Linked DNA regions of Mus musculus: region 2 is linked to region 1. The links are chromatin contacts, found by Hi-C or POLR2A ChIA-PET in ENCODE. All regions are on one chromosome and are shown on one strand. The core of a region is the stretch at or near the end of the contact, and the rest is flanking DNA. Distances in the headings are between cores, read along the strand shown. Region 1 holds the start of Tecta (tectorin alpha). Region 2 holds the start of Tbcel (tubulin folding cofactor E-like).

What was found. A loop is a pair of places that touch in the nucleus more often than their neighbours do. ChIA-PET counts read pairs that join two places held with the same protein, here RNA polymerase II (POLR2A).
Region 2: a loop to region 1 is called in a map of CH12.LX, with 3 times the contacts of the local background. The contact joins the promoter of Tbcel here to the promoter of Tecta in region 1. A Hi-C loop is called at or near these places in 1 of 37 maps with a recorded cell type or tissue (CH12.LX). POLR2A ChIA-PET finds 5 or more read pairs at or near these places in 2 of 5 experiments (Patski and embryonic stem cell).

What each region holds. Positions count from the first base shown.
Region 1 is chr9:42,397,928-42,402,653 of GRCm38, reverse strand. It overlaps Tecta (tectorin alpha), which reads left to right and starts at 2,707. Exons shown (of 24, transcript NM_001324548.2): 1 at 2,707-2,990; 2 at 4,377-4,441. The coding sequence starts at 4,378.
Region 2 is chr9:42,469,915-42,474,640 of GRCm38, reverse strand. Tbcel (tubulin folding cofactor E-like) reads left to right here and starts at 2,403. Exons shown (of 8, transcript NM_173038.5): 1 at 2,403-2,575. It overlaps Gm16322 (a long non-coding RNA gene), which reads right to left. Exons shown (of 8, transcript XR_001779127.2): 1 at 4,571-4,726; 2 at 15-117.

The DNA of each region.
Region 1 (4,726 bases), core at 1,458-3,957:
TTTCTATTATGTTTGTACACAGGAAAGGAATTTTAGCTGCTATGAAGTAGAGTGGGTTGGATCTGAGGGCCAGAAGTTTTGAGAAATCAAGGCGAGTGAACATCTTTGGGGGCATCTCTCCATTACACATTTATCTCCCAACTCAGTAATGAGGCTGCTTTCCAAGAAACATATTGCTGGATGTCGTAGAGGTCGTAGACAAATTACGACCACTACAACCTAACTTGGTGCTGTAATCTCTTGCAACCACTGTTGTCCATGTGATTTGCTGTGGACAGAAATAGTGTCATGTGGCACATGACTGTGTATATAAAGATATACACATATATACACACATATATAAATAAAGATATATATATACATATATATTATGTACACACACAGGATATACATAAATTAAATATGTGTTATAATGAATCATACAATATGCATATGTGCATACATGTATAAATTATATAGTTTATATATATATAATGTTTCCCTGTGTAGGCACTGATGTTATGTAGTAAAGCTGCTTGATCAAGCTCCTACAGAATCTTGTTAATGGCAGGAGTCCCTGGAGCAAAACCTTTCCAACAGGACATCTTAGACCATGTCATAGTCACGCCAACCATCCATTTCTTTCACAAAAAGGGCACAGAAAACCTAGGACAAAACCAGAAATATTCAGTGCATAACACCTGTTCTACTTGCTTTGGGGGAAGTTCATTTTTGTTTGTTTCTTTCCCTAGTGTCTTTTCTGTCAACGGAGAAGCAGCATCAATCTATGCCGTGTCCCTAAAGCATGGCTATCTTGGATACTGGCACTAACCACTCCAACTTCATCATCCATCTCCCATCTAAATCCTGGCAGGAACCTTTACGGACCTCACACTTTCAACCAAATGAGTCTTGCCATGAATAGAAGCTTTTGTTATCCACCCATCTGTGACCACTGAGTGTACAACCAGAGCACGCCCCCGCAGACCAGCTTCCAGCCCAGCCAGCCAGCAGCCAGCCCAGCCTCTTCCCAAGCACCTGGTGCTCACCGGCCTGCTCAAGTCCTTCTTGTTCATTTATGCTGCCATCTTGTGAATTTGGTTCTGTCCAGATGGTCGCCATGCCAGCAGCAGTCCTACCTCAAGGAGGATAAAGAATTTAATATGGATCAAAAAGGGCTGAGGTAGAGACATCCTTGAATGTGCGGGAGTAGGAAACTAAAGCAGCTAACACGGGCCGCCAGCAGGGCTTGTAAGACCCTGTTTTGCCTCTGGACGATTAGGTCTGATGAGACCGCACTAAAGGTTTAATCAGGACCAGTCAAGGGCTTCTCTAGGTGAGTCTTGGACTTGGATTTAATTTTATTTTACACGGACACCAAAACCCTATGTCTTCTGTTACAGAAATATGTGCCTTTTGGAAGAAAGGATTCATTCGGCGTCTGTAAGTGGGCCTATGGGGAGAATTCACGTTACCAGCGAAAGAATGAACACATTGTGTAATGCCTACACAGTTATCACAGGGCTTTGGCTGAAGACGGGGAAACGTATGGCAAAGACCAGGTTCTCCCAACACTCTTGGCCTTTAGCACAGCATATGCAAAGCTGGGTTGTTTTGATTCAGTTCTTATTTCTGGTCTAGGCAACACATCAGGGTCTGGCCAGAGAAAGACCTGGACAGATTTAAAATTCCAATTGATTTGATTTACAAAAGGACCTTTCCTGCTGCATCCAAATTATTTCTTCTTGTTCTTTTTATGAATGCCCCTTTGAGTATTTTAATTTCTGCGGTACTTTCACAGTCTTCTGCATGTTTAAATTTTTCTTAGAGATGTTTGTACATGAGGAGTGTGTCTCCACCACTCCTTCCTTCAAACTTCCCCGTCCAGATTCATGAGCTCTTCTTTAATTTTTATTCTTACATAGACACACATACATGTGTGTGTGTGCGTGTGTGTACACAACCCACTGAGCCCATTTAATGTTGCTTGTATGTGCATTTGTCCTGGGCTAATTGCTTGGGATTGAATTTAGCTTACTGGAATCCTGCAAGCATCAAGCTGAACACAGTTTTCCTTTGTTTGAACAAAGTTCTTCCTGGACACTTTGAGCAAGAGAGGCCTGTCCCCCCTCCCAATGAAGACCCTCAGGGGCACGAGTGGAGGTGTTACAGGCGTAATTTTCCTTTCCCCACTTTGTTCTGCCTGGGAGATGCCACTGCTCACCTGTCTAAGAGTCAGAGAGAAGAAGGAATGAAACCTTGACACATCTGGGAAAATTTCTTTAAATACTTTATACATGTCTGTAGGGGACAAACAGGGTAAAGCCTGTATGTGAACAATAGGAGAGGAGGGAACGAGAGAAAGATAGATTTAAAAAAAAGAAAAGAGACATAAAGAGAAAGAAAAAACAGAGGGAGAGAGAGAGAGAGAGAGAGAGAGAGAGAGAGAGAGAGAGAGAGAGAGAGAGAGAAACGGACTTCATTTAAATGTGCCGGGAGCCCCCTTTGTCGGGTTTCTCCCATGCTGGAGGATGCTAATTCTGTAATGCTAGACAGTTGCCTTCTTTTGGGTACAAAGACAGAAAGGGAGGGTTTCTTTTGTGTTTTTCAGAGCAAAGTGATTCTGATCAGAGAGAACCAAGGTTTCAGCTCCAAGTACCTGACATTTCCATCTGAATCCACTTTTTTTTCTTCTCTTTTTAAAGGAGGGGGGAGGTCTAGTTTTTCAGGAAAAGAGCCTCTCCGCGCAATCCTGAAACTGATCTTCAGATTTACCTCTCCTTAATCAATAGAGAGCAACTTGATTGCAACTCAACACTCCCCCGACTCTAGTGCAGGACTAACTGAATTTTTGGTTTTAAGAGTATGGGATTCGGACGTGATTTCAGGGATCAGAAATAATTGGCAGCCACGCGAGGAGAACTGACGTGAATTCTTATACCTAATTTTCCGGGCTCACCAAGATTTGACTTAATACTTTTCACTCAATTCCTCCAGTCTCCACAGAACAGGTTAGTGGCGTTTTTCATAAATACAACTGTCTAAATGAATCGTCCTCCCTGCTGCTCTCTGCCCTGCTCCTCCAAAGGCCTGAAGCTCGCACGGCACCTGCCTCCCCTAGAGCTGTGTATGATGCCTGCTGAAGCCCTCTGTCCTTTGCAGCAAAGCTGGCTAGCGTTTACTTTGTGCTTGAGACTTCAATGTGCATGCCTGCCAACTGAAGATTTGCCACAAGACTCTCACAGTATGGAGTCATTGCTTTTGCCTAAAAGTTGGGCCGAGCGATTCTGATAACCTCAAATGATAAGAGAAAGGTGTTTATCTTTAAGAATGCTGTGAGGCACAGGTTTCCTGGTCGGCATGTTGGTCCTCAGGCCAGTGCATGGTGAACTTGGATCTTGCATGTGTGCTTGTATCTCAGCTTTCTGGAGTAGTGCAGACCATCCACGCTCCTAACAGGGGGTAATGCCACCCGCTCAGCTGATTGTAAATTAACATGCAAATGAGTTTGGTTTTGTGCTGTTCCTTCTTTTAATTAACTTCCCGGAACTAATGAGAGTTGCTTGAGTGTGGGGCTCTATTTCTGTTGTATTTCCAAGGAGCTACTCCGGTGTGCTGCTTTTTTTTTTTCTTTTCTTTTCTTTTCTTTTCTTTTCTTTTCTTTTCTTTTCTTTTCTTTTCTTTTCTTTTCTTTTCTTTTCTTTCTTTCTTTTCTTCTTCTTCTTCTTCTTCTTCTTCTTCTTCTTCTTCTTCTTCTTCTTCTTCTTCTTCTTCTTCTTCTTCTTCTTCTTCTTCTTCTTTTATCACCAAAGTAGCCATTGATCATTCATTTCACTGTGGAATGTCAGTAGACGGTCTTAGGCTACCTGTGCGTCTAGTCAGTAAAATGATGGACGGGCTCCAGGTCATTGAGAAGGAATGGCATACTCTGAATCCTCCTACCTGGAGAAACACGTGATAATTTAACCAGTATTTCCTGGATCCTGACAGAGACTAGGGACATTTGGAGAGTTGGGTCTTGCAGAAGTTAGAGTCCCAGAGACATGGTCTGAGACCTGCATTTTTGGAATTGGACGCTGCTATTTTTTTTTTAAATCAGATGCAAAGTAGACACTTTCCCCTTGGTCCTTGCAGCTTGCGTTTTTCCCATCTAACTCCCTGATAACCTACACTTCTAGGCAGCCGCCTTCTGGGGGTCTACTTTGTCTCCCAACTATTGAACTCAACCCGTGAGCCTCCTGGGAATTACAGCCAACTCTGAACGATTGATGTTGGGATGTGAATTTGTTCTGTGATGGTTGTGGTGTGTCTCGGGATTTGCCACCCAACACACCTGGTGTTCTATTTACTCTGGCAAGCAGGGGATCTTTTTTTCCTTTTTCTTTTTAAAATTCCAGGATGAATTATTCATCATTACTTAGAATTTGGGTCTCTTTCATCTTCGCTCTTGTTCGGCACCAAGGTGAGTACGACAGCATCTCCTACAGCTCTTGATCAGCATGCTCTTGAATTTATAAAGAGACACTTTTGTTGGCACCGTAATTGCAAGGGCAGGTGTACATGTGTCTGCAGATACAACAAGGGAAAAAAGTAAATTAAATTCTGTTGTCAAGGGTAAGATGTATTAACTTTGAATGATGCTCACTTTCTCTTATTTAACTTCGAACACAATTTGTATATGCCAGCGAAAGTCTTTAAAACAACACAGACTAATGCTAGCTCCAGTACTTGCAGGAGATGAGGGTGT
Region 2 (4,726 bases), core at 1,154-3,653, 72 kb before region 1:
GGACTAGCACTGACCTGACTCCACCGATGCTCTCACTGGGGGAACAGGCAATCACGAGCCGTTTTCCATCTCAGAAAAATAGAAATGTTTCAGCCAAATGGTTTATCAGAGGAACTGCTGCAAAGCAAGACACATGGAGATTTGCTAGGGAGTCACTGCCCACTAGAAGGTTCTGTGGTGGTAAGAGATACTAGATGTGAACCGTTCCATATGGCAGCCAGTAGCGGTAAGAGATAACACTCCAAGTGATACCAGTATTACGTGACTGAGGAAACCTCGGTTTGACTTAAGTTGTGGTGTGTGTGTCTGTCCATCCGTCTGAGAATCCACCAGAGCCTTGGACAGCATGGCAAAGGATTTACAAAGGATCCACATCCTTAGCCCTTCATTTTATTTATATTTTGTTTTCTTGAGACAGTATGTCATGCCACCCAGGCTGGCTTCGAATTCACTCTGGGAAGCCTCAAACGCCGGCTCCTCCGGCTCCAGCCTCTCCGTTGCTGGTATGCAGCTGTGCAGCACCACATAACCCAGGTGTGCTGGTTAATCCTGTGCTCACTGTGTGCTGACCAAGCACTCTAACAACCTAGATACACTTCCAACTCCCCAACTCCCTGATTTCAATGAAAACAAAATTAAATAACAGCACATAGCTAGCAGCTAGCAGACTGAATGGCATGGCTGTAGAGTAACAGGAGACAGGTAAGAGATGAGGCTGGGAAATTCGGCCCATTGAAGGAAACTCCAAGAAGCATGTTGTTGGCTGCAGGTTCATCCTGAGGTGAAGAGGAGCCCCTGGGAGTCTCAGGGTCAGCCCCATCGAGTGATGCAGTCTGATTCAAGTTTTAGGAAGAGGACTCTAGCTGCCACAGGGAGATCAACAAGAGACGGATAGAAACATTCATCTCTGAGTTTGTTTTCTAAAGAGACTCTTGCATTCAATGTCTATGTGTGTGTTTCTATCCATAGCAACAGTATTTGTTAGTAGTAATGACTTACAGCTCTTATTTCCCCCTAGTATGTGAGCAAACCCTCCAGAGGGAAGCCCCCTGTCCCTGTCCTTCCTCCTCTGCTTCCAGTTCCTCTGCTCTGCATGTCCTTCCCACTGAGGCTCCTTTTAGCTGTGGTCCTGCCAATATCTCTAGTCCCTCCTAAGGTGTCAGCAAAGTGCTTTTCTGGGCAGGAGGCAATCGCGTAAGAGTACTCTAAGCCACTGCCTGACCCATAGACCTCAGAACGTGTTTCTTAACCAGGTCCTTCTCAAGTCTCTCTCCAGCCTAAGTCCTGCCTATGGGACAAGACAGAAGAATCAATTGAAGTCCCCAGGGCCTGAGGTTGGTAAGAATTTTTGTTTTCCTCTTTCTGGGAGCCAGTATACACATGTGCATGTTTGTGGCAACCCCCACATCCTCCTGGACACACACAGATTGACACTGGGCATGGAACTCTCCTCAACTCCTAGACTTTCCATTCACATATCTGTGCATGGCTGGTTCCTCCTCGGGATCAGCCTGCACCATCTCTATTCCGTGGGCACAAAAGCAAACAACCTAACAGCCAAGTGTGAGGCTTCGGAGCCGGGGCTATGCGTGGCCTGGTGTGAAGCATATTTTCTTTGGAGCCAGCCTGACCTGGTTTCAAGTCTCAGCCATGTCATTTTGGCTAAGTAGGTGGTCATGAGCAGATCATTTGACTCCCCAAACTTCAATTTTCAATTCTACAAAATATGTCCTTTAGGAGGTTTGTGGGTTATGTTTTGTGTGTTTTTCTTTTCTTTTCTTTTCTTTTCTTTTCTTTTCCTTTCCTTTCCTTTCTTTTCTTTTCTCTTCTTTCTTCCTTCCTTTTTTCCTTTCTTTCTTTCTTTCTTTCTTTTTAATCTCATGTATTTATTGGCTATGGCTGTAAAGCACACACAATAGGTGAAAATTGTAAATTGTTAGTGTTTGGGAGCTTCAGGTGCCTCGGGACTAGAGGGGGCACAGAACGAAGGTCAAACTGTCCCCTACGCCTAGATGTATATGAAGTATAGAGATCGTACAGGACATTTTATAGATGAGGCCTGTGAAGTCAAAGACAGGTAGTGATCACAAGTAGGGTTACACTGAGTCAGGCCAAGATTGCAGGTGTGTTTGGACACGTTCGTCCAGGGCTCCTTTCTCCAAGGATGCTTCTCTTGTAGGTGATCGGTCTTTGGACCTGTGGTTGGTTGCTCCCCTGCTGCACTGGTAAGAAAAGCAAGCAGATGGGGTGTAATTCTGATCCACTCTAGGTGAATGCCACCATTCCCGGTTGCCATGGCAACCGCAGCTCGCTCTGAGAGGCTCGTCTCCTCTGGCCCCTCCCAATCACGCAGCGGACGTGACACGTGCGGCGGGGTCACGTGTTGTTGTTGGGGTCCCCGGAAAGCTGCTTCCGGGTCAATGCAGGACACTGGGCTCTGGCGGCCGGAGAAGGGGTCGAGGTGAAGTGGAGCCGGTCCGGGGCCGGCCTGGAGCAGGCCGGAAGCCGAGCGGCGACGCGGTGGCCGGGCGGGCGGAGGCGCAGCCCGAGGAGCCGCCGCCTCCCGGGCCGAGGGGTGAGTGTAGCCCGGCCGCTGCTCCTCCTCCGGGGCCGGAGGCCCGAGGCATGCTCCACCTGTGGGGGTAGGAGGCCAAGCCTGGGATCCTGGGAGGACGGCGCACTGATGGAGGGCAGAAGGCTGGACAGCGGCAGCAAGCCAGATGCTCCCAGCCTCCTTGAGGCCTGGGGTATGGAAGCGGCTCCCTGGGTGGGAAACTTAGCTTTGAATCACTGAATCAGGAAAATGATGAAAACAACTGGACGTGTCAAGTCCTCGGGGTGTATCCCCATCTGTAAGATTTGGTATCTTAGTGGGAAAGAGCAGCTGTCCCTGTAACTCCTGGATCACTAAGCCTGTCCCTTCCTGGACTGCTTAAAGCTTGTAGTTTGCTAGGAATTTGGGGAGCATGTTTTTGCACCAAGCCGTATTAAGATTGGGGGCTGCCAGGAGACTCCATCCTAGCTTCTTGGTAATGGTGCGAAATGATCTGTGATAAACTGAATAGAGTACAGGCTTCTGGAACTACTAGGAAGACAGTCTGGGATTTGGAGAAGGGAAGAGGATTCGTCCTCCTTAGGGACACAGGCAGCAATTGCAGAAGTTGTAGTTGAGGAAAAGTTGATTGGAGGAGTTGAACTGTTGACAGTCAGTGGAGGAAGGAGGAGCCCCACTCCAAGGTTGCTTAGCTACAGGAGTTTGTAGGCTCCGCCTTAGGGCTGTTAAGGAAACTGGCAGGACCTCAAGGCCAGCTAAAAGCTTGGCTGGGACTTGTCCTTCTCTCTGCTTTTGTATAGCCTTTGCCTGTGTATCAAGAAACTCTTGAATAGATTTCAGTGGTTCCATCTTGAGCGAAGAGTGCTTGAGCAAACTGTTTGGGGGGAAGATGGGGGAGGCCCTGGGGCCCAAAGCAGGCTTGGTTAGGCTTGCCCCTTTTGTATTCTGTCTCTGTAGCTCTTGATAGGATCTCATAGGCTCGTCTTGAGCAGAGAACTGGATTAAGGATGTTTAGTCAGCCTGGGTCCTTTGGCTTTAACCATAGCTCTAACTTAAGGAAAAAAGCAAAAACCTCACACTGATAAGGGCATTATGATTTAGTTTGTGCACCTATACACACACACACACACACACACACACGAATGAAAGGTTTTTACAAAGTAGTGGCTTTATGATACAGATTCTCTTGGCCTTGACCTCACTGGGTAGCCCAGGCTGGCCTGCTACTCTCTGTATTCTTTCTGTCCCAGCCTCTCCAGTGCTGAGCTTAAAGATGTGAGGCACCATGTCTGGCTTCACAGAGCCGCGCCTACCCTTGTTAGGTACCGTCTGCTTATTTCTGTTATGTTCTATTTTCTGTCATTAGAAAGAAAACATGCTGACTGAATTCCAGCAAATCGATTCGTAGGTCACAATTTGTGGTTGGGAAAATGGCATCTTTAGGCAATTTTTTTTTTTTTTTGGTTAGTCAGCGTATAATATGTTGTTAGCTTCTGGAGGGCAAGTGCATCCTATGCACTTTGTAGGGGCAGCTTCATGCTTCAGTGGACTATAATGTTCAGTGGACTTCAGTGATAGTATAATGTGCTTGACCCATTTCCTGAAGTACCTACCATTGGGCTAAGTTTTGATGCACTTGGGCACAAGTTCATCTTGATTTTTCTCTGTCTTTTGCCATGCCTGGGAAATACAGCAGTCTTAGTTATACGTAACAGACATTCGATTTCACAGGTCCCATATTTTTTACACTGGCCGACCTGTGGGGCTGAAGCGATGGCTCAGCAGTTAATGAGCACCTGCTCTTCCAGAGGACCAGAGCTTAGCTCCCAGCACTCAATGTCAGGGGACTCTGCATGTACTCTGCCTGTGGCTCCAGCTCCGAGGGGACCCATAACCTTCTTCTGGCCTCTGGGTACCTGTACACCTGTGACGTATACTCCCACAGATGACACCTACATACACACCTACACATAAAAATAAAGTTTTTTTTTTTAAAGAGAGGAAACACGGATTTACCTTTCTGCTGTTTGATCCCACTTCAAGGTCTTGAGTAGTTTTTAGATGGGGGATTTGCTGTCTGCATAAGGATATAAGTAAAATTCATGTGTTGGGATATGGAAGAAACTTAATCATAAATGTAAGCTCGACCTTCAGCGAGATAACACCTAAATT